Linked DNA regions of Mus musculus: region 1 is linked to region 2. The links are chromatin loops, found by intact Hi-C in ENCODE. Cell type or tissue: heart. All regions are shown on one strand. Each heading gives the region's core, and the rest is flanking DNA. Links, peaks and the distances in the headings are about the cores only.

Evidence for each region. Hi-C counts contacts between places; a loop is a spot of excess contacts. Peaks named below come from ENCODE experiments on the same cell type or tissue, not always from the same donor. Only the 100,000 strongest peaks of a DNase experiment are listed, where the experiment ranks them.
Region 1: it touches region 2 in a loop (11-fold over the local background); 5 of 42 quality-filtered maps call a loop at or near these places.

What each region holds. Positions count from the first base shown.
Region 1 is chrX:147,602,487-147,614,770 of GRCm38, reverse strand. No RefSeq gene overlaps it. Among named protein-coding and RNA genes, the nearest start is that of Lrch2, 55 kb to the right of the region's middle. In heart, for the core only: a CTCF peak has its summit at 5,890 (motif pointing right); no DNase peak of the experiment used is centred there.
Region 2 is chrX:147,064,917-147,077,200 of GRCm38, reverse strand. Htr2c (5-hydroxytryptamine (serotonin) receptor 2C) reads right to left here. Exons shown (of 6, transcript NM_008312.4): 3 at 4,714-4,816; 4 at 1,154-1,470. The coding sequence starts at 4,748. Mir1298 (microRNA 1298) reads right to left here; the gene lies at 12,199-12,284. Among named protein-coding and RNA genes, the nearest start is that of Mir1298, 6.2 kb to the right of the region's middle. In heart, for the core only: a CTCF peak has its summit at 5,368 (motif pointing right); no DNase peak of the experiment used is centred there.

The DNA.
Region 1 (12,284 bases), core at 1,318-9,317, 540 kb before region 2:
CACTAGTGATTATGATTTGCCTCATGCACTAGCAGGGGTATGGTCTTTCAGCTGTGGATAGTTTACATTTGGAATTCTGTGAAGTTCGGAGTGGTTGTATATGGGAAAACCCCACAGGGAGGTAGGTGGACACTCCAATAAGGCTGCGCTCCTCCTTGATGTTGTTGCAGTTTGTCGAGTGTTTGTGAGCAAACAGACTAATAGAAGTTAGAGATAACCTGATGATGAAGATTGAACTTGCCTCAAGGAACTCAATGTTCCTAATCAGCAGGAAGTAGTTTATTTTCTTGGCTGAAAGAGGTCTAGCCCTCTTTCTCCTCTAACCTCATTTCTCTCCTGCCCAGTGCTTGTGTACTGGAAGGAATTAGGGTGGAATAGGGGTTGAAAGGGAGGTATAGCTATAAAAACTCAGTAAGATAGAACAGAAACAGTGCCTATAGGGCTGTGGTGGCATACCTCCTAGAGATAAAGCTTCTGGTAACTACTCCAGATACTTAGAATGGAGGCAGAATCTCATATGACAGCCCAAACTTACCTAAGGAGGTGCCAAAACTGGTGAAATGCCCTGAGTCCTGGGAGCACAGGTATGTGCTCATTTGAAGCCCGTGGAAATTTTTCTGAACCTTAGGAGTCAGATCCAATCTCAAAACAATAACAACAAACACATTATAATGTAGAAGGCTTTTAATTAACACTAGCACCTTGCAATTCAAGAACTATTAGATTGTAAAACCATATGGTTTTTAATCAAAGGATATATACTTGCCTATATACAATAAATATGGAAAATAAGCTAATTTAGCACTCTAATCCAAAAAACAACAATACATTTTTAAAATTCTATTTTTATTTTTATTTAAGTCAATGTGTTTGTATGTATTGTTGTTTGTTTTACAGAGGTCAGAAGAGGGCTTCTGAAATCAAGGACCTAAAGTTACAGGCAGATATGAACAGTCTGATATGGTTGCCAGGAATTGAACTCCAGTCCTCTTGAAGAGCAACAAGAGCTCTTGATCATTCAGCCGTCTCTCCAGTCCCCGAGTACCTAAGGCAATGGCTGTGCAGATACAGAAATGTAGAGAATATTTGTAGAACTTTATCTTAGTTAAGATTTCCATTGCTGTGAAGAGACATCATGACAAAGATAATGCTTACAAAGGCTAAAATTTAATTGGGACTGGCTTACAGTTTCAGAGGTTTACTCTGTTATTATCATGGTGGGAAGTATGGCGGCTTTTAGGCAGACATGGTGCTTGAGGAACTGAGAGTTCTATATATTGATCAAAAGGCAGCCAGGAGTTACCTAAAATTCCACATTGTGTGGAACTTGTGCATAGTGACCTCAAAGCCCATCCCTACAGTGATGCACTTTCTCCAACAAGGCCACACCTACTCAATGCCACAACTCTATTTCCAGTCCCCATGGGCCAAGCAATTAAAGACATGATTCTGTGGGAGCCAAACTATTCAAACTACCATAAACTTCCAAAAGGAAATCAGTGTCTTAAAATCTTGACTAGTTAGAAGCAGTTGAAGATGTTGAGAATATTTCTCAGCCAAGTAAACAGCATTACCAATGCAATCTGCAATATCCTAGAAATTCTGTATTAACATATTTCCAAAAGTATCCGAATCAACTAGAGGACTTACTGAAACAAAATTTGCCTAGGTTCCATGGCTCAAGCTTGTAATCCCAGGTAGGAAGATTAAGAACTTGAAGCTAGCCTGGTCAACAATAACTTCAAGAATAAGTTTCAATGGTCATAATTTATTATTATACTTTATGATTATGTGGTCGTATTACTTAACTAAGGAAACTAGGGAAGTGAAAAGTTTCCATTGCCAGGGTGGGAGAGTAGGGAATCTAAGAGAAGGGACTCCCAGGATAATCTAAGCAGGGAAATTGGAAAGGGATCTCTAATTACTGGGAAGCATGTAGAATAAATACAAAAGAAGGACAGTAAAATAACAGTAAGGATTCTTTGGGAAGGTATGAGAATCTACTATTAACTATATAAAAAGCAGAACACACATAATACTCTGTATACATGTTGTAATTTAAATAACAACTTCCCATTTGTGCTGAAAATACTTTGTGTAAGAGCCAAAGGCAATCTAACAAATGCACCAACATCTACTAAGAAATGTTTTTTGAGCTCTTTGTCAGGGTTGTTCAAAAAACTCACAGAACAATACAAGCCGTTTCTATTACCTCTGACTACCACTCGGAGTGTAAGATAAGTCCATATTGGTGAAGAGAACATGCACATCAGATGCTGTCCCAGAGACCTCTGAGCTGGAACTGACCTGAAAGCCTCCTCCCTGAGAACTTGCACTCATGATACCATAAGGACATGCATGTTTGCAATGGATGGAGGCAACCAACACTCCTACCCACTTATGATACCTAAATTCCACACCAATCAGCATTGCATAATAACCCTAAGGGTATAGTTTTTGCACCCATACCATGGGAATGACAGGTCTCTAATTGGACTTAAGGCTCACTTACCAAGTGGTAAATCATGGTGGGTACTTTAAACCTAGCTAAGTATACCCAGGTCTAATGATGCCATGGATCTTGGAGAAGAACCTACAACTCACTTACAAAAACCAATCCCTAATTTCATTCTAAATGTTTCCTTTTATATCTCCAGGTAAATGAAGACTCGAGTTCTCATCTAGAAAACTCTTTATTAGTGATGGAGACCATTAAAAACACTACAACCAATCAAAATGTATAGTATTTAATCTGTGCTGGCTAATTTCATATCAAGTTGATGCAAGCTATAGTTATCTGAAAGAAGGAACCTCAACTGAAAAAAAATGCATCCACAAATCCAGTTTCAAGGCATTTTCTTAGTGATTTATAGAGGACGGAGGGCCCAGTGCATTGTTGGGTCCTGCACTCCTTGGGCTGGAGGTCCTGGGTTTTAATAAGGAATTAGACTGATCAAAGCCATAGGAAAAAAGCCAGGAAGCAGCATCCCTCCATGGCCTTTGCATCAGCTTCTGTCCTGTGTGAGCTTCTGTCCTGACTTCCGTCAATGATGACCAGTGATATAAAAGTATAAAGCAAATAAACACTTTTCTACCCAACTTGCTATTAGTCATGGGGTTTTGTCACAACAGTAGAAACTCTAATTAAGACAAACTAATACCAGGAGTAAGGTATTGCTATGGCAGACCTGACCAAGTTTTTGACAGGATTCCGAAAAGACTTAGGAACTTTGGGCTAGAAAAGCCAGTGAGTATTGGGAGCTTACTGAGACTCTAGGAGTCAGAAGATAAGAGTGTTTCGAGCAATGAGAAGATATAGGCCTTGCTTATGAAGTTTTAGAGAGAAATTTAAAGACTCTACCAGTCTGGTTGTGTGAAGAAACCAGTTCTGGGTATCTGGGGTTGAAAAATCAGTTGTGCTAGTCAATTGAATCTGAGAAATTAATGCTGAGTAAGAAAACATCAGCATTGTTGAGAGCAACTCTTCTGGTAAGTGTTTCCTACGAGTTATCACACAGATGTGTTTGCTGTAGGTGTGGCCACGATTGTGTTTCAGTCTGGAAGCTAAAGTTGGTAGTGTAAGAGTGACCCAGGTGGTACTGGTATTGAAGGCATGAAGGGGTCATGAAGAGCAGCTGAAGCTTGGCACAGTGAGAGGCCCAGGAGAGACCACTGGGGAAGGTGAAGTCTCAGTAGCTGTTGAAGACCCAGGATCGAAGGGGTCATGCAAAGAAGTTGAGGCTTGGCATCATGAAGAAATCCTATAGCATGCTATTGATAAAAGGTCAGGCCAGATACAGCAAGGGACCATAGCAGTTTTGTAGGTACCAGTATCATTGGATGACCACCAAAAGCAGCAAAGAAAGAAAAAATGATATTTCCAAAAGACCAAAGAGAATTAAGTTAATAAACCCATAAATGGTAAAATTATTAAAGGAATTCTATACTCTCAAATTAGAAATATACCATGAAACTAAAGGAAAAAGATATCAAATTTATTGCTTGAAAATATCACCCATATTAACAGTGATACTTATTTAATTTTAAAATTGTTCCTCACATCTCTGTATGACAAGCAACATTATAACACACAGTATTATAACTCGTCTAATATTAGAAATATGTAGGACAATATTTCTGTTTGCTAGACACTCTGTTAGGACTGCTGGAGAGATATCCTATTAGGTGAAGCACTTACCAGGCAAGCTTTAGGGTCTTATCTGGAAGTCATGAATCTAGGCAACAATCTCTTATTCGAGGGCCAGCCAGATGGAACATTAGATAAATGCACTTGTCCAGCCACCTAAGCTGGATCCCCAGGACATCAATCTTGAGAGGAGAGTACCAGCTATTCCATGTTGTTCTCTGACCTCTACATGTGCACAATAGCAGGTCACACAACCCCTGAACACACACAAATAAAGAAATCATAAATAAAAAAATAATCAAGCATAGGGGTAAATACATCTAACTCCACTGATGAAAATGATAAAAAGACAGGAGAATCCCTGGACCTCATGGGACAGTCAACCTAGCCTAATAAGTAAGACCCAGGTACCAAGGAGAGACTTCTTTCAAAAAAACATGTGGATGGCTCCTGAGGAATAACACGCAAGGCTGTATGTGCACAAGCATATACAAGAATGCCTGCATGTATAAGTGCTACTGTGTATAGCTAAACATGCTTACCCACCTATACTGACAGACCTGTACACATACTTGTACACACAAATTCTGTTAGGAAAAGAGCAAGAGGAAAAGTTCGCAGTTACACAGTTAGTATTTGATTACTATATTAGATGGAATTGGTATGCTATAACTTTAATTTTTTAATATTATTTTTAATGATGGTTCTTAAATGCTTTAACCTCCCTTCTAGTCCACCACCCACCAGAGATAGTGGGAAAGAAAGGATATAGAGGAAGTAGTGCTGTTTATAAAGGGTTCTTTGGAGCAACTCCCATTTGTGTTGTCTGGAAATCAGCTGTTCAGTTCACAGGTTAGCAGCATCAGCTCAATCCACTTGCTAATACTTCATGGATACATCAGCAGTCCAGTTCAGTAGAGTTGGGTTAGCAACAGCGGTGACATGACCTAGCAGAGACAGCCAGGCCTCAGCCTCAGCTCTAGTGAGCAGGAGGAACCCAGAGGGACACCAGGAGGAGATCTAGGCTATGTCTCTCTCAAAGAAGTGAAGATCAACAAAGGTGCAAAGACATGAAGACAGGAAAACTCGAGACACCCAAGCATTGCACAGCTTGTATTAGCAAGCCAGGCTCTGTCTCAGTCACTCCATGGAGTCCTATTTATTCCCTCCAAACATCATGTGTCCCTCACGTGCCTTGCCTCAGCACATGCGTCCAATCAGCAGAAGTCCTTGGAAGGGGCAACAAACTGCAGCACACCACCAGAAGTTTTTTGGTGTGCCTCTCTCTATGGAATTCCAACAAATACTGCTCAACTATGTAATGTAAGGCAGACCAATTTGTGATTGTTATTAGCAAAGAATCCTTCATCATGAGTCGTTTCACATGCTTGCTTTAGCAGAATATCCTCTCTCCTGTGTCTGCTTCAGTGACATGTCCCTTCACATGTCTGCCTTAGCCTTTCACACCTGTGTCTATTTTAATGAAATATTTCTTCACGTGTTTGCCCCAGAAAAACACCATCCAACTGACTTTCCAATGAACCCTTCAGTTTCCACTTCAGTATGTAATTTTTTTACAATAAAAAGTTTTCTCAAGTGTCTTCATGTAGCCTGTCAAAAATACTGTATATTATTTGTGCCTCAAGAACAGCACACAACTCATTTCATTGCAGAAAAGAGTTAACAAAGCCCCAACCAATCCTGCCTGGTTTGGTGGCGTACAGTAATAAATTCGGACACTAGAGGGCAGCAAAGACAATAGGAAAATTATGGGCAGCCTGTGCTATACAGCCAGATCCTGTCTATCTAAAAACAGGAGAACAGTCAAAGGCCTGTATTTGTAAACTGTATTTGTTCAGAAGTGGGGCGCAGCTTACTTGGCAGAGTGCTTGACTAGCATGCACAAAGTACTGAGTTTGATCATCACCACAACAAACCACCAGGAAAGGCAGCTTGCATCCCAGTCATCCTGGCCACATCACCCAAAGGAGAACAAATTTGAGCTGGCAAGATGCTGTTTCCCAAACCATACTATGGTCATTAAAACTCAAAAGCAAAAGCAAAAACAAAAACCCTGTTTTTTAAAGTGTATGTTTTGCACATCGTTGAGACCAGGTATCACTTTGCAGCTCAGATTTTGCTCAAAATCATATAAACCTGTTTCACCTGCCCCAGTCTTCTGGATACAGGGTGAGCCTCCATGTCCAGTCTTTTATGAAGAGCCTAAAAACAATCTATCTGTGGACCTGGAGTAGGAAACTGAGGGTCTTGTGAAAACAACATTCAGACCTACACCCACTATGCTCTATTACTGGACACAGGGCTTTATCTGTGTTAGGCATGTAAACTACCAACTGAATGACATTTCCAGGTCCGTGCTCTCCATTTTTAGACAGGAATGATCCCATACAAAATTTATTAAAATCTCAAGCACAGAAATCTTAGAGTGGGGAATCTGATATGCATATAAATACTGTTAATATTTTTATCTGAAAGCATTAATTTTGTGATAGCATTGTTCTATAATTACAAAAATTAAAACAGACAAATTTTCTTTACACTGAATAACAACTGAGGAGGTATTTCATACAGTGGGCACTCATAAGAATGTGACAGAAGAGATGGGGGATAATTCATGAGTCTCTGCTCCAGTATGTGGGAGACCCTGAGTATAATCACCAGGTGTGGGCAGAGGGAAGTTAAGAAACAGCTTCCTCTCACTTTGTTGTGTCAAGAAATTAAGAATTAGCCATACAACTCACCCCTGTAATCCTGAGCCTACAACTGCTACTGAGGCCACACTCTCAACAACGGCTTCTCCTGGCCCCCCACAGTGCTAAGCCTCAGCTGCTCTGCATGATCTCTTCACTCCTTCAAAAACCATGCTCATGGATTGGCAGGATCAATATAGTAAAAATGGCTATCTTGCCAAAAGCAATCTACAGATTCAATGCAATACCCATCAAAATTCCAACTCAATTCTTCAAAGAATTGGAAAGGGCAATCTCCAAATTCATCTGGAATAACAAAAAGCCTAGGATAGCAAAAACTCTTCTCAAGGATAAAAGAACCTCTGGTGGAATCACCATGCCTGACCTAAAGCTGTACTACAGAGCAATTGTGATAAAAACTGCATAGTACTGGTATAGCGACAGACAAGCAGACCAATGGAATAGAATTGAAGACCCAGAAATGAACCCACACACCTATGGTCACTTGATCTTTGACAAGGGAGCTAAAACCATCCAGTAGAAAAAAGACAGCATTTTCAACAAATGGTGCTGACACAACTGGCGGTTATCATGGAGAAGAATGGGAATTGATCTATTCCTATCTCCTTGTACTAAGGTCAAATCTAAGTGGATTAAGGAACTCCACATAAAATCAGAGACACTGAAACTTATACAGGAGAAAGTGGGGAAAGCCTTGAAGAAATGGGCATGGGGGAATAATCCCTGAATAGAACAACAATGGCTTGTGCTGTAAGATCGAGAATCAACAAATGGGACCTCATAAAATTGCAAAGACTTGTAAGGCAAAAGACACCGTCAATAAGACAAAAAAGGCCACCTACAGATTGGGAAAGGATCTTTACCTATCCTAAATAAGATAGGGGACTAATATCCAATATATATAAAGAACTCAAGAAGGTGGACTCCAGAAAATCAAATAACCCCATTAAAAATGGGTCTCAGAGCTAAACAAAGAATTCTCACCTGAGGAATAGCGAATGGCTGAGAAGCACCTGAAAAAATGTCCAGCATTCTTAATCATCAGGGAAATGCAAATCAAAACAACCCGGAGATTCCACCTCATACCAGTCAGAATGGCTAAGATCAAAAATTCAGGTGACAGCAGATGCTGGTGAGGATGTGGAGAAAGAGGAACACTCCTCCATTGTTGGTGGGATTGCAAGCTTGTACAACCACTCTGGAAATCAGTCTGGTGGTTCCTCAAAATATTGGACATAGTACTACCGGAGGATCCTGCAATACCTCTCCTGGGTATATATCCAAAAGATGTTCCAACCGGTAAGAAGGACACATGGTCCACTATGTTCATAGCAGCCTTATTTATAATAGCCAGAACCTGGAAAGAACCCAGAAGCCCCTCAACAGAGGAATGGATACAGAAAACGTGGTACATTTACAGAATGGAGTACTACTCAGCTATTAAAAAGAATGAATTTATGAAATTCCTAGGCAAATGGATGGACCTGGAGGGCATCATCCTGAGTGAAGTAACTCAATCTCAAAAGAACTCACATGATATGTACTCATTGATAAGTGGATATTAGCCCAGAAATTTAGAATACCCAAGATATAAGATACAATTTGCGAAACACATGAAGCTCGGGAAGAACGAAGACCATGGTGTAGATACCTTGCCCTTTCTTGGAATTGGGAACAAGGTACCCATGGAAGGAGCTACAGAGACAGAGTTTGGAGCTGAGATGAAAGGATGGACCATCTAGAGACTGCCATACCCGGGGATCTATTATATAATCAGCCTCCAAACGCTGACACCATTGCATACACTAGCAAGATTTTGCTGAGAGGACCCTGATATAGCTGTCTCTTGTGAGACTTTGCCCGGGCCTAGCAAACACAGAAGTGGATGCTCACAGTCAGCTATTTGATGGATCACAGGGCCCTCAATGGAGGAGCTGGAGGAAGTACCCAGGGAGCTGGGGGGATCTGCAACCCTATAGGTGGAACAACAATATGAACTAGCCAGTACCCCCCCCCCCCCAGAGCTCATGTCTCTAGCTGCATATATATCAGAAGATGGCCTGGTTGGCCATCAGTGGAAAGAGAGGCCCATTGGTAGTTCAAACCTTATATGCCTCAGTACAGGGGAAAGCCAGGGCCAAGAGGTGGAAGTGGGTGGGGGGGGTGTGGGAGGGGGTGGGGGACTTTTGGAATAGCATTGGAAATGTAAATGAAATAAATACCTAATAATAATAAAAAATAAAAATAAATAAAAAACAAATACAAACAAACAAAACAAAACAAACAAACAAAAACAAAAACAAAAACAAAAAAAAAACCCAGTACTGCCTGGATGTCTTACATATCATCCAGCTGGGCTGCCAGGACAAGGGACAAACTTGACTGCCACTGAGACACAGTTCCACTGTGCTCTCAAGAAACCCTTCCCATTCCCTCATTTTAGGGAACAAAATATCCATGGAAGGAGTTACAGAGACAAAGTTTGGAGCTAAGAGGAAGAGATGGACCATCCAGAGACTGCCCCACCTGGGGATCCATCCCATAATCAGCCACCAAACCCAGACACTATTGCATATACTAGCAAGATTTTACTGAAAGGACCCTGATATAGCTGTCTCCTGTGAGGCTATGCCAGTGCTTGGCAAATACAGAAGTGGATGCTCACAGTCATCTATTGGATAAAATACAGGGCCCCCAATGGAGGAACTAGAGAAAGTACCCAAGGAGCTAAAGGGGTCTGCAACCCTATAGGTGGAACAACAATATGAACTAACCAGTACCCCCAGTGCAATGTCTCTAGTTGCATTGTAGTAGAAGATGGCCTAGTTGGCCATCATTTGTAAGAGAGGTCCCTAGGTCTTACAAACTTTATATGTCCCAGTACAGGGGAATACCAGTGCCAAGAAGTGGGAGTGGGTGGGTTGGGGAGCAGGGCAAGGGGAGGGTATAGAGAACTTTCGGGATAGCATTTGAAATGTAAATAAAGAAAATATCTAAAAAAAAATTTTTTGAAAGAAAAAAAAGAAAGAAAAAAAGAAAAAAAAAAGAAAAGAAAAGAAACCCTTCCCAGAATATTTCACCTCAGTGATGCTGACTTCTCAGCTCCAGCTGACCACATCTCAAGTACCCCAGCAAAGCAAAGGTTTCCCTTTAGTAGTTCTAGTATCTTGTTAATCAAGGCTGATTCTTCAATACCAGCTAGCTGGAACTATGGAACCTGAATTCTAAATGACAAATGGCCTCCACAGAGTCTTTAAATGACCTGCTGAAACTTCACAAGCCAGGCCTTCATCTTCTACATTGCTCTCAACAATCTTATCTCCCAATCCCCTACAGAACAGTTCACTAAGTAGTAAACACTCAGTGTTTTGCTTGCACAAGGATCCAAAGTCTTTCCACAATCCTCCCCAAATCAACATAACCAGGTCTGTCACTGCAATACCAACACAAGGGTGGAGGAATCAGGGACTGGAAAGGGAATAGTTCAACTCATTATCACCCCTAGTGATCCACTAAGAAAACATTTGCCTCCTGGCTTGGGACCTTAAGTTTTGTTGACCTAAATTTTATGGTTCAAGAGTGGGGAGTGCTCCTCCTAGGATCTACCACAAATCTTCCATTAAATTGGAACCTTAGCCTTCCCGGTGGCCACTACATGCTACTAATGCCCTTAAACCAACTGACTGATTAAAGAATAATAGTGTTAGAAGGAGTGATTGATCCAGATTACCATGGGGAACAGGATTGCTTCTCCAAAAAGTAAATAAGAAAGATTATATCTGGTGTGTAGGCGACACTTTAGGCCCTAAAATTTAAGGTATCTCTTGGTGCTGCCTTGTCCCATGATGAAAGTCAAAGGGAAACTACAGCAGCCTAATCCAGGCAGAATGACAAAGGGCATAGACCATTCGGGAATGGATGTATGACTTACAAACTTTATAGTTTGGATGTAGGTCTTACAAACTTTATATGTCCCAGTACAGGGGAATACCAGTGCCAAGAAGTGGGAGTGAGTGGGTTGGGGAGAAGGGCAAGGGGAGAGTATAGGGAACTTCCAGGATAGCATTTGAAATGTAAATAAAGAAAATATCTTAAAAAAAAACAATTCCTCCAGGAATAGAGCAAAGACCTGCTGAGGTTCTTGCTGAGGGTGGAGGAAATACAATGGAGTAGAGGAAGGTAGTTATAACTATCAGCCAAGGTCATGTGACCAGTTACAGAAAGAATAATTACTGTTGACATGAGTGTTTCTGTAATATTTTGTTAAGAATGCATTTGTACAGATATTTGTAGTTTCTTTCCTCAATTTCTTTATCATGTGATGTAACATTAATTAAGATAATGGCAGTGATTATCACTTTTAAGCTTGAGATCCTAAAAGAATGTCCCTCAAAGGACATTTCCACATATTGTACATATTTCAAATGTGTTGTGGTTGTGTGAGGGATAGTTATGCTTAGGTGTTATTATGACCTGGTTATTGTTTTCATTTGGAAATTCCTCACAACATAAGATGTGAGATTTTATGTCAAGTTGGCAGGGGTGGACTTGTGATAGTTCTTCTTCGTTGCTAAGTTGATTACATCTGGAATCAAGTAAAATCCCCAAATACAGGACATACTTTTCATGGATTTTTGCTTAATTAGATATAATTACTTTTAATTGGAATCTTTGAGATAGGAAGACATGTGCCTTTTTAAATATTTTTATTAGGTATTTTCCTCATTTACATTTCCAATGCTATCCCAAAAGTACCCCATACCCTCCCCCCCCAATCCCCTACCCACCCACTCCCACTTTTTGGCCTTGGCATTCCCCTGTACTGGGGCATATAAAGTTTGCAAGTCCAATGAGCCTCTCTTTCCAGTGATGGCCGACTAGGCCATCTTTTGATACATATGCAGCTAGAGTCAAGAGCTCAGGGGTACAGGTTAGTTCATAATGTTGTTCCACCTATAGGGTTGCAGATCCCTTTAGCTCCTTGGGTACTTTCTCTAGTTCCTCCATTGGGGGCCCTGTGATCAATCCAATAGCTGACTGTTAGCATCTACTTCTGTGTTTGCTAGGCCCTGGAATAGTCTCACAAGAGAGAGCTCTATCTGGGTCCTTTCAGCAAAATCTTGCTAGTGTGTGCAATGCTGTCGGCTTTTGGAAGCTGATTATGGGATGGATCCCCGGATATGGTAGTCTCTAGATGGTCCATCCTTTTGTCACAGCTCCAGACATCTCTGTAACTCCTTCCATGGGTATTTTGTTCCCAATTCTAAGAAGGGGCAAAGTGTCCATACTTTGGTCTTCATTCTTCTTGAGTTTCATGTGTTTAGCAAATTGTATCTTATATCTTGGGTATCCTAAGTTTCTGGGCTAATATCCACTTATCAGTGAGTACATATTGTGTGAGTTCC
Region 2 (12,284 bases), core at 2,271-10,270:
TGTAGTTGTGGTACTTATTGAAAGACAAATACAGTGGTGATATATACTGGAGGCAACAGCTACTTGGGAGTCTGAGGCAGGAAGTTCACATGAGCTTTGATTCATTGATTTTATTTTTTATTAATATTTTAAAACATTTGAAGTTTTTCTTTTAATTTTGTGTGTATATGAGTATTTAGCTTGTATGTATGTCTGCACCACATTCATGTTCTACTGTCTAGGTCAAAAGACCTCTGTCTTTTGCAGAGGTCAAAAGAGAGCATCAGATCTCCTGGGACTGCAGTAAAAAATACTTGTCAACTGCCATGTAGGTGCTGGACATTGAACTCAGGTCCTCTGGAAGACAATTTAGTATTCTTGACCAGGATTTTAATGTGATTTTGATTTTTCTAAAATCATGAGTACTAGCCAAAACCAAAACCAAAACGTAGATTAAAATGAATAAAGCAAAGAGATGGCAGAAAATCAAAGAAAAAATTAAAGCCTCTTGAAAATCATTGAAGCTGAGTTTTGTGATAGTTGTGATATGAACTTACATTTATGTGCTCAGAAATTAATTTTTATACCTCGTCTCCTTATAAAACCATGACTTATAAACTGCATGAAAAAGAAGAGCAATGCCTATTAAGTGCATAATTTGTACCAACTATTTAGTTTGTCAACATAAAAGATTACATATGCTGTGGGTATAGCAGTGATTGCGTGCTTGCCTAGAGTAAATTAGGCCCTGGGTTCAATATCTGTTACTCAGAAACATTTCTTAAAATAAAATCATTATAGAAGACAAATTTTGCTTTCCTTTTGTGTATTAGAGATGGCACTGACAATAAATATGCTAGCCCAAATACAGGTCAGGGTGCCATTTTGCCACTATCCCATTTTGTATGGTTATTTATTGTTTATATATGACACCTGCAAATAAAGTATTTATGGATAATTTCAATATATTATAAAATAGGTGTTTTAACTTTTGAAAACTCTGCCAAAGTTTTATTTCATAAATCTCAACATATCCAATCATTTTTTCTTGCTCACATTTTGTTTTATTCTATATTTTTTTCAAATTCTTTAGATAAATTATTAACTGTATAAATTATATCCTGATGATTATTACAAAACTATGAGAGTGAGAAATGAGTAAAAGTGTACTCACCATAAAGAATTGCAAGCAGAGACAGGGGCATGACAAGTAGTCCCACCAGCATATCAGCAATGGCTAGGGACATTAAGAAATAATTGGTAGCATTGTGCAGTTTCTTCTCCATGCTTACTGCCATGATAACGAGAATGTTGCCCCCTATTGTCATGATTATAATCACGACTATTGAAAGTGCTGGCCAGTTTTGTACCCCGTCCGGGAATTGAAACAAGCGTCCACCATCGGAGGAATTAAAAGTGTCAGTTACTATAGCTGCTACTGGACTTATGGAAATATCGAACTGCCAAACCAATAGGCCAATTAGGTGCACACTGAAAATTAAAAAGAAAAGAGAAAGGAAAATTAGGCTCCCTTTACTCACAATATATCATATATACTATACAATAGCTTGTAGCCCCCTCCCACTACTATGACCATGACCACCTCCATCCTCCTCATTTCCCATTTTTATCATTATCTTTTACTGAGTGACTGCTATAAGGTAGACACTTAGTTTACACACACACACACACACACACACACACACACACACACACACACACACACATATATATATCCCACAGGAGATCAGTAATGATTTGTTCTCATTATGCAGCTGAAAAAAACAATGAAGTTAAAAAAAGGGTTTTGCCACTTTCCCCAGCCAATGTAGCCAAGTAAATGACAGGACCAGGGGCCATCATATGGTCTAGGTTCAGACCATATTAAAATATTAAATATTACTGCTATTTCAAAATACAGTATTATTTGACTTAGTGTGATAATTTATATTTTCTTTTAGATTTTTATTTTATTTTATTATGTTGTATTACAAAAGACCATTTTCATGTAAGTATAGAAAGTACTTTTAATATGTCTTCCTCCAACTCAATAGATTCCCTCACCCTTCTTAGATGTCTTTGTTCCTGAGAGAGTTTTGCTTTTATCTTCATGTCATCTGTCATACATGATTAAGTGTATCTATGAAGTCAAGGCTCTACAAATGAGAGAAAAAATGTGACATCTGTCTTTCAGAGACAGACTTAATGTTTTATTCTTTATATTTTTAAAATATGAATTTCTTTAAGACAGCTGTGACAGAAATCATGGGAAAATTCCTTAAAGGAGCCAGTGGCCAGACAAGATACTTGGAAGTTGAATTGTGTTGTTCTAAATTTAAAAGAAAGCATAAGACTTTATCAGAACAGTTTATGATTTGTTTTGAAAGCTGCTGTGACAGCAATGCACACTCATTTCTTTTTAGGAGTATTTCCAGGTTCTCGTGCTTGCAAAGTGAGTTTCTAATGGTTGTCTGCTTCTTGCCTCGTGTCTTAAACTTTAATGCTCCCTACTGCCTACCTCATTTGTGTCCTTGGTTTTCTAGGACTTAATTCTAGGCTTAAGAGTAATGTGTGTAAATGATTGATTCCCATTTAGGGTAGAGGTAGAGTTAGGTATTAAATCTCTTAAATTATTTTAAATACATATTTTTACATTGGTCCTTATATTTTACCAGTAAGAATTTCAGGTTAGGTGGCGATATAAGACAAGGGAGATGTTTCTATTTCACTTCTGTTAATTTCAAATTAATTTCTCTCATAGTGATGAGATTTATTTACATTGAAAACACAAATATTTGCTAAAGATGTGAGCTCCTAAGGTGTGTCCAACAAAACCAACAAATGTATCTTCCATGAGAAAAATAAGACAACAATTATGTTCAAAATTTCCTCCCTCCTAGAAGAGGGAATAAAATAATATGGGGGGGGGGGCAGCGGAAGAGAAGGACCTGGATAGGAGAGGGGATGGGAAGGGGAAAAGGGAAACAGGATCAGGTATGGGGGGACAGGAGAGAAGCCCAGAGGGCCAAGAGAAAGAATGGAACTACACTGCCTCAGGAGGATGGGAGGTGAGTGGGCTCTCTAGAAAATTCTAGAGACCCAAGAGTCAAGAGACTCTTAGGACTCAATTGGGGTGACCTTAGCCAAAATGCTCAACATTGGGAAGTGGGAACTCGAAGAGTCCACCTACAGTAAATAGACAGGGCCTCAAGTGTAGGAACTGGATTGCCATCCCACAGTTAAAATTTCTAACCAAGGATTGTTCTAGTCTAAAATAATTATAGGGATGAAAATAGAGAAGAGACTGAGGGAAAGGAGGTCTAATGACTGGCCCAGCTTGGGATCCATCTCATGGGAGGTCACTAAAGCCTGACACTATTACTGATGCTATGATGTACTTACAGACAGGAGCCTAGCATGGCTGCCCTCCAAGAGATCCTAATAGCCGGTGGCTGACACATACAGATACTTACACCCAACCATTGGCCTTAAGTCGGGGACCCCTGTGGCTGAATTAGGGGAAGGACTGAAGAAGCTGAAAGGGAAAACTACCCGTGGGAAGACCAGCAGTCTCAACCAACTGAGATCCCAGGAAGCTCTCAGTGACTGAGCCACCAGCCAGTTAACATAAAGCAGCTGGTCTGAGGGCCCTGGCACATATGGAGCAGAAGTCTGACTGGTCTGTCCTCAGGGGAGAAGATGCTCTTAATTCTTGGGAGACTTGAGGCCCCAGGGAAGGGGAGAGTTTGGAGGGGAGAGCACCCTCTCAGAGGCAAGGGGGAGGAGAAATGGGATGAGGAACTGTGGGAGGGAGGACAGGAGGGGTGTTATGCCTGAAATGTAAATAAATAAAATAATTAAATTTTTTTCTGTTTGAAAACATCATTTGTGACTGGCTATTCTGGATGAGATCTATTTATTTACTTCTATCTATCTATCTATCTATCTATCTATCTATCTATCTATCTATCTAGTTTTTATTTTTACTTCTATCTATCTCTTTATTATTTTCAGTTATTACATAGGAGCAAAGGGATTCAAGACTTTGGTTATTCTGCTCAGGGTTTATACACTCCTTAAATAGTAGGTTTGGGTTAAGTGAGACTTTCAGTGGCTTTGTTCTCATATTTGATTCTTTACTAGTCCTTACATTGCATTCTATTAAATTCAACTATTGCTTCGTTCTAGAACCACAGTGTTTCTGCCCTATCAACTACACCCTCAATCCCTGCCTTCAGATCTCTAGCATGCTCTACTATTCCTTACAAAATCAGTTGCTTATAAGAACATCCTCTCTTCACCCTTTTCACTTTTTCTCCAGTTCAGCGTGTATGTATCTTAAGCTATGCTCAGTCTTGTAACCACCCTGTCTCAGTCACCTTGGGGTCAGGACGACAGGTTTATAGCACCACAATAAGCAGCCATTTGATTTAATTGTTCAGTTTATACAAGAAGGAAAGGGGAAGAAACTCTCTAAGTCTTACCCGTGATAGAAGCAACCATAAAAACTAGAATAAGTGGAATTGGAGCTATTATTCCCATATCATCTGAGTAGATGAGTTTTAAAATTTAATTAGATGCTAGATTATTCTTATTCCCCATTTATTATCTTTAAATACAAAATATTCATATTTTTGATACAGGTCATAGAGTAGCTTGGTCTTAGCATTTTGAGCATCAAGTAAGCAACCATAAAAGTAACTGTTGTTTTTATTTAAGTAATAGAATTCTTACAGGAGTGAGCGCACCGCAGTGCCCAGGTTCACCATTATTGCTTCAGTTTTAAGCAACCAGTTTCAAACTGAGAATTGGGAAGTTAACAGTATTGTTTCATCCCCTGAGGAGAGAAAAAAAGAAAAAAGAAAAAAAGAACATTAGTTAAAATATCAAATAGTTTACATATCAAGCAATTAAATGAACTCAATGACCATATTTAGTGTTAAGACAATCAATACTTCATTTAAATAGTAGGGAAACATGATATATGGAAGTAATGAAGAATGGCTAAGAACATTTTTTTCACTGACTTATATGCACAAACATATTAATTTTTGTAAAATTTCTTGTTTAGGGTCTAGTTCTGTGTGCCTTTACAGCATATTCCCTTGTTAGGGTAAACAGAGCTTAAAATCTATTTTTTTTTTGTGAAGGGAGATATGAATAGATCCTTGAGATTTGCAAGTCATTGGGGAAATATAAAATTTTAAATTAATTTACATTTCTAAAATTAAAAGGGTTCATCTTATAGTAAAATAAAAACTATAACAAATTTCAAGAATTCATATAACACAAACATATTTTATAAATTCCTAACTTTTGTTTCTCTTCAAAATGAAATCTACATTAATATAGAATTCTATTTATACTTTTGCATTAACCAATAATAGCCACTAGAGGGCAACAATAAGTAGTTTGTAACCAAATAAATACACTATGCAAGTTTATCATACATACAGCAATCCTTCTATGTAATAGCTAGTTAGTAGTAATTAATGAAATATCACAGCCCAAGCAGATGAGGTAGTATTGAAATGTAAAAACAAAATTTCAGTTGTATCAGATGATTGAAGCAATACTTCTTTTGTGCATTGAGAGATGACACTACATTTTCGAACAGCTTACATAAAATTACAGATCAGACGCTTTTTGTTTCTGTAAGTTGTCTTTGAAAAGATTGTCTGAGATATCACAAACTATGCATTGGATTACTACTCACGTATTACTATATTCTGTGGCTTTAAATGATGGTTGAGAATTAAATTGTCCAGAAAAATGAATGCATCTTTGCTGAGCAAAGCCTGCAATGATCCATCTTTATAGACTGACAATGAGGAAACAATGTTTCAGTGACCAACAAAGTAATCTTTAAGGTTTTCTTCATAGAGATTTGTAACTAAGAACAGAGAAATCAAATAGAGAGAGCTATGTTCTCTATTTCTCCTCTTCTGTTTTGTTTTTTTTTTTTTTGAGTTTGGGGTTCACTAAACTTTTTGCCATGTCAAAAAAATTACTAATAAGTCTATTCTCCCTAGGCTTGTAAATTGATTTCAAGTCTGTTACACTTTCAGTTTGCAAGTACCAATTTGGCAGTCAGAAGTGTGTGTGTGTGTGTGTGTGTGTGTGTGTGTGTGTGTGTGTGTAACTGTGCAGAAAAGAGGGGGCACTAAATGCTTGAGAACCCAATGTAATATTGCAAGATTCATTTTACGTAGTTTATATATATTTTCAAGGAATATAAAAATAAAAATTTGTCTTGATAATCTTTGGTGGTCTTAGTTTCTTTCAGAAACATGCAATTAAAATCTCACTAGAACAAATGTAATTCCTCATTTCTCATCTCATTTAACAGAACTTTATTTTCCTAGTCATTCAAATTATTAATTAATTAATAGCAAAAACATTTCCTCTATCAGAACTAAAGCAATCATTAATTAATATGGTCTGCCTTATTCGTTAATATCTACCTTTCAATTCTATCAAAAACATCTCCTTACTCTTATGAATATATGCAATCTGACTTTCTAGTGATTAGAGACTCAAAATATTGTGTAAGAGAGTGGTCTCTGCAAATTGCTAGGCCATTTTATCTGCCACAACACATAAGCCCTACCTCTTTTTGAGATATAGAAATAGGTGATAAAAAAGTGCTAAATAAATATCAAAGTCATTTAGCCTTTCCCTTTTTTATATCTCCAATATATCGGACTTTTAGTAATGATAAAAGTTTGTAAACATTTTTAATATTTATTTTTTCACATATCCACAAATTAGTATAGTTAAGAGTCAATAGTAATGTAATATGCAGTATGTTCAAATAGGATTATACTTGAATACTATCAATTGTACTTGCAATAGCTACATATGTTCCTGATCTCATGAAACACTTTATACACATTCTCAGCCCTGGTATAATTAAACTATTGCTTCAGAAAACACTATGTTTTCTCAGAAATTAACCAACTATATATTATTTCGCTTAGAATTACAGATGAAAACATTGAACAGTAATTCCTTTTCTTAGGTTCCAGTTTTGCTAAGAAAGCAATAATTATAAACACTATTATACACAGAGATTTCCAATTTATTAACTAAAATTACTTTCAAAGTCATGCCTTCTCATGCAGTTAAAACTTGTTTCTTTTAATTTGTTTTAGTTCTGTCTTATTTTTCTCCAATACCAAGGGAAAAATGGCCTTCCTCTATCAGAGAACTAAAGCATTTACATTTTAACTTTGATGAAACCAAATGGGAAATTGTCTTGAAGTATTTGTGGAGGTTTAGGAACACAATATAAAAGGAATGAGATATGTGAATTATATGACACAAATTCTACTTCATTATAAAATATAGTATTTTGCAATAAGTGCCACGCATATTTGAATAAGTGTTTATAGAATTACAAAGGAGAGAGAAAGAAAATACAAAATTCCTCAAACCTCAAATAACTAACAAGGGAAACAATAAAATTATCTTCTGATTTACACTTCTCATACTCTACTTGTGAGTCAAATATTTAAACTTGGGAAGTTTTGTTTTTGTGGACTATTATAAACTCCATTTTTAGATGATTAATGAATTGGTTACCCTTTAAACAGAATCTATTGGACTCCTGGAGAAACTGTGGGCAATTAAGCACAAGCGAGTGAGGGGGCAAGAAAACCCGAATTAAATTATTTTTCTGAAGTATGAAATAATGATAGGAGATTAAATCACAAAACTAATTCACTATCAGATCAGTAATTACTCATATCAATTTCTTATTTATTCCTGCAGCATTTCTCACAGACATTTTAATGTTGTCTCTAAAGCATTGTAAGATCTTTAAGTATCAATAACATATTTTGCTTATGAAAAATTGGGGACAAAATTTTATTTCCGTGTGATTTTTAGTAGTATGATTTTATAGCAGGTATTAGTTAACAAGTTTCTTAAACATAAATCCAAACACTGAAATGGTGAACAGTACATTTAAATGTTGCTCATTAAAACTATGTTTGTATGTTAGTAGGTTACATCTGTCATTAGCTTAGTTCAGAAAACTTATGCAAACACTTGGAAATACCTGAACCTAAATTAGATTATCGTTAAGTATTCAGAAATAAATTTCAAACTTTCCAAAATCCATGTCATTCACCAAAATGAGTAAAACAATTCTAAATAATTATCTTGAAAAATAATGAAACACAAAGTTAAAATATTTTGTGTGTGAGCACCTATGTGTGTGCATGTGTGTATGTGTATCCTCTTTACATTTCAGTTAACTAATTAGTCAAGTATAGTGAATAAACTAGTTGATTTATGGGAGGGGGTGTGGGGGACTTTGAAAAGAATAAAATCTTAATGGAAGACAATGGATTTGGGATTATATATACATTATGTTTGAAGAAGAAATGGACTGAGTTGGAGAAGGGACTGAAGGAGCTGAGGGAGTTTGCCGTCCCATGAGAGGAGCAACAGTGTCAACAAGTCAGACCCCCTTACCCCCCCCCTCCCAGAGCTCCCGGGGACTGGACCACAAACCAAATAGTACACATGGAGGGACCCATGGCTCTGGCCGCATATGCGGCAGAGGACAGCCTTGTTGGACATCAGTGGGAGGGGTGGCCCTTGGTCCTGTGAAGGCTCTATGCCCCAGTGTAGGGGAATGTCAGGGCATGTAGACAGGAGTGGGGGGATGTGTGGGGGAGCACCCTCATAGAAGCAGGGGGAGGGAGATGGGATAGGGCATTTCCAAAGGGGAGACCTGGAAAGGGGAAAACATTTGAAATGTAAATAAATAAAATATCCAATAAAAGCCTGGCATGGTGGTGCACTCACGCCTTTAATCCCAGCACTTGGGAGGCAGAAGCAGGCAGATTTCTGAGTTCGAGGCCAGCCTGGTCTACAGAGTCAGTTCCAGGACAGCCAGGGTTACACAGAGAAACCCTGTCTCGAAACAAACAAACAAAGAAACAAAAATATCAGATAAAAAATATTCCTAGGAATGTATACTCTCTTTAATAATTAAAATAAAAGGATGTATTTTTTAGAAAAGACCTTAAGAACTTGGTTGTCTTTGGTTCTATACCCTTTAGAACTAATCCTTTCAGATTGGTTTTTACCTTCAGATTTCTTGAAAATTTGCCAGGTAACCATGGTGATATAGCACATTATTCTTACTCACATGACGTAAAGTTTTTATTAGACTGTAGAATACACAGTAAACCGATGATTCCTTTGTGACTTTTATTTTATTTGTGTGGGGGGGAGGGTGTATGTGTGTGTGTGCATGTGTGTGTGCGTGTGTGTGTGTGTGCATTGTGTGTGTGTGTGTGTGATTGTGTGTCTGTGTTTGTACAATCACATGCATGCCATGTGGGGGTTGAGGACTGAACTCAGGTCATCCAACTTGGTTGTAGCCACCTTTATTGGCTGAGCCATTTGACCAGCCCTTTTCTGAATGTGTATGATAAATTACTTAAGAACTGAATATGTAATGTTGCATGAAAGCTTGATTCTATCATTTTTCAATGTTCAAAAGTAAAGACTCATAATTTAAGAAGTTTTCTCTCTTCAACATCGTAAAAAGGAGATATAAAGATCAGAGAGAGTAGAAGACCAGTGGGAGTGCTGTGCAATACTCTTGTCATGTGACATGGCCAGTGTAATCAGGAGGACTGGGCCTTATCCAAGAGACCACTGGTGCCCAAAAGTCTATGGAATCAGGGAAACAGAGTGGTTGTCGATACCTGCTCAGGACCTGTCCTCCAAATAAGATCTAAAAGTTAGAGGAAGGAATAGTTGGAGAGAAGATGTGCTACAGGGCTGGTAAGGGATAGAAGAAGGTAATAAGTATGAATATTATCACAATATACTGTATACATATATGAAACTGGCAAAACGTGAATAAGATGTCAATGAAATCTTCTCTCTGATTATTATATGCACTCAACATTAAGCAGATTGCTAGATCAAAAGTGAATTAATCACAAATGTTCAGAAGGCTCCTGTGAGGAAAAACATTTGGGGAATACTCATGTAATCTATCTATCTATCTATCTATCTATCTATCTATCTATCTATCTATCTATCTATCTATCTATCTACATGTATATATATTCATTCTTAGGATTAAGGCATATTAAATTAATGTTCCTTTCAAATTTAAATGTTTACTATAGCAATTTTGTAATAAAGCACTCTTCATTCAAAAAATTCATGTTTGCTATGAATAGTAACATGATGTCATTCTTTATGATTTGGTGGAAAAACTTCAGAGACAACAATCAATTGAAACCCTTTCCTACCAGTGAACCCAGGAGCTTCAGTTATGGTAAGTTCATTTAGAAATGCATTCTATGAATTTAAATGAAACCAAATACGCCATTTTAAATTTTAAGGTCTTAACTTATTCTACAAGCTTGAATTCACAGAACTTCTGAGACTAAAAAATTATAAGGGTTCAAATAATTTAGTTCCTTGTCTTCAGGCAGGTCTATATTTAAGTCACTTTGACAAGTTTGACAGTTGATGTTCTTTAGAACAACTTTCATCAGAGGTAATTTCAAAACCCTCCCTTGTACAGCAGTCTGCTCTTTTAGGAAATGTTATTTTACACCAGGCAAAAGCACCCCAGGCTAATAGACATCAGTGGAAATGAAAACTCCCACAATACATAAGGAGGGGAATCTACACCTCAGGCTCAAGACAGTTATTGTATCTTTGCTAGGCTTGCCTTGGAATGCACTGCTTCAAACCTAAAATTAGATGCTTCCCTAGACTGTGACAAAAAGGAGAGAGGACACTTCTGACACTATAGTCATATATGCTGGAGGATTTTGTAATTTCTCTTTTTTAAAACAGGTGGTAACATTCGGAGAATGGTACCTGAGGCCTTTTCTGGACATTTCATTAGATCTCATAACACCAATATGATTATTTAATTTGAAAACAGTTGTTACCAATGTTTACACTTCCCCATTCTTCTCTTCAGAAAATACTAAGGAGTATTGAGGCATATAGAACTTTCCCTCTTGTACTTTGACTGCAAATGAAATATTTTCTTTATTTGTGTTTTCAAAATTCTTCTGCTTGGTATAAGTTATGGGAGGTTTGTCGTTTGTTTTGTGATGCTGGGACGGCATAGTCCTCATGTGGGAGCAACAACCTTAGGACCACATGAAAACAGTTTTTGTTAAATCTAAAAAATGCAAAAAAAAAAAAAAAAACCCAACCAACCAACCAACTAACCAACCAACCAACCAACCAACCAACCAAATAATACAGTGAACTCCTCAAATCAACAGCATTTAAGGTAGTAAGTTTTCCATAGCAAAATTTATTCCACTCGCCTAAAATAATATTCCAAAAATAGTTCCTAAATTAATAGAACTGAAGTTGCTGATGCAAATCATTCCACAGTTGTAATAACAAACATTAAGGGAATCTGTCTTAGTGGGCAGCATGCCCAGCAATTTGAAGCTGTTTCTCCATAGGTGGTAGGAGAATTCTGCCTAAATTATCTCAGCCTAAGTATCCTTATAGCAAAATAAACAATAACAACCAAAAACAACAACAAAAAACTTGTAAAGAGCAGTACTAAGGGGGAAACCATATGTTAATGTATGTGTTGGAGATAAATTCCTACTGACTTGCAAGACTGAGAACTGTACAACCAAATTTCTTTGTGTTCAAACATTTGTTGATTTCCTTTTATATGCTAGGCTCTCAGCCAGATGCTGTACACAGCGTGGAAAACAAGGCAAAAAAAAAGGCCCTGCACACACAGAGCTTACATTCCAACTCAACAAACAAGCAATAAGCCATGTCAGGAGTGGATCATTGCTGTGAATGAGAGAGAATTGCATAAGATAAGGAATAATGGAAGGAAATAGAGCAGATTTATAGCTGTATGTATTCATAGGCTGTCCTAGTGTTACTTATCACAAGTACAGTTATTTTACACTGGCAATATAGGCAATTGACAAGTATCACTGGTGACAATACTTTTTTGTTTGTTTGTTTTACACACTTGAAACAATTCATTCCCTTTAGTTTTGTCAAAGTACATACTACAGTCCAGCATAGCTGTATACAAAAATGCATTTCCCCCTTAGCTTTACAATGATGCCCCCTTACTGACAGGCAGCACTTGCTCCCTGGGTCTCATTTGATTAATAAATTACACAGTTTGGGCTGTCAAGCAGGCCTTGAATGTTGCAGATGCTCCAGTTGAGTCAAGAGAAGCGAAAAGTTCAATCAGTTGCCCAGATGTATGTATTGCCAAATAACAGGGTACTTGGGTACATCTGGACAGCCGAATGAAC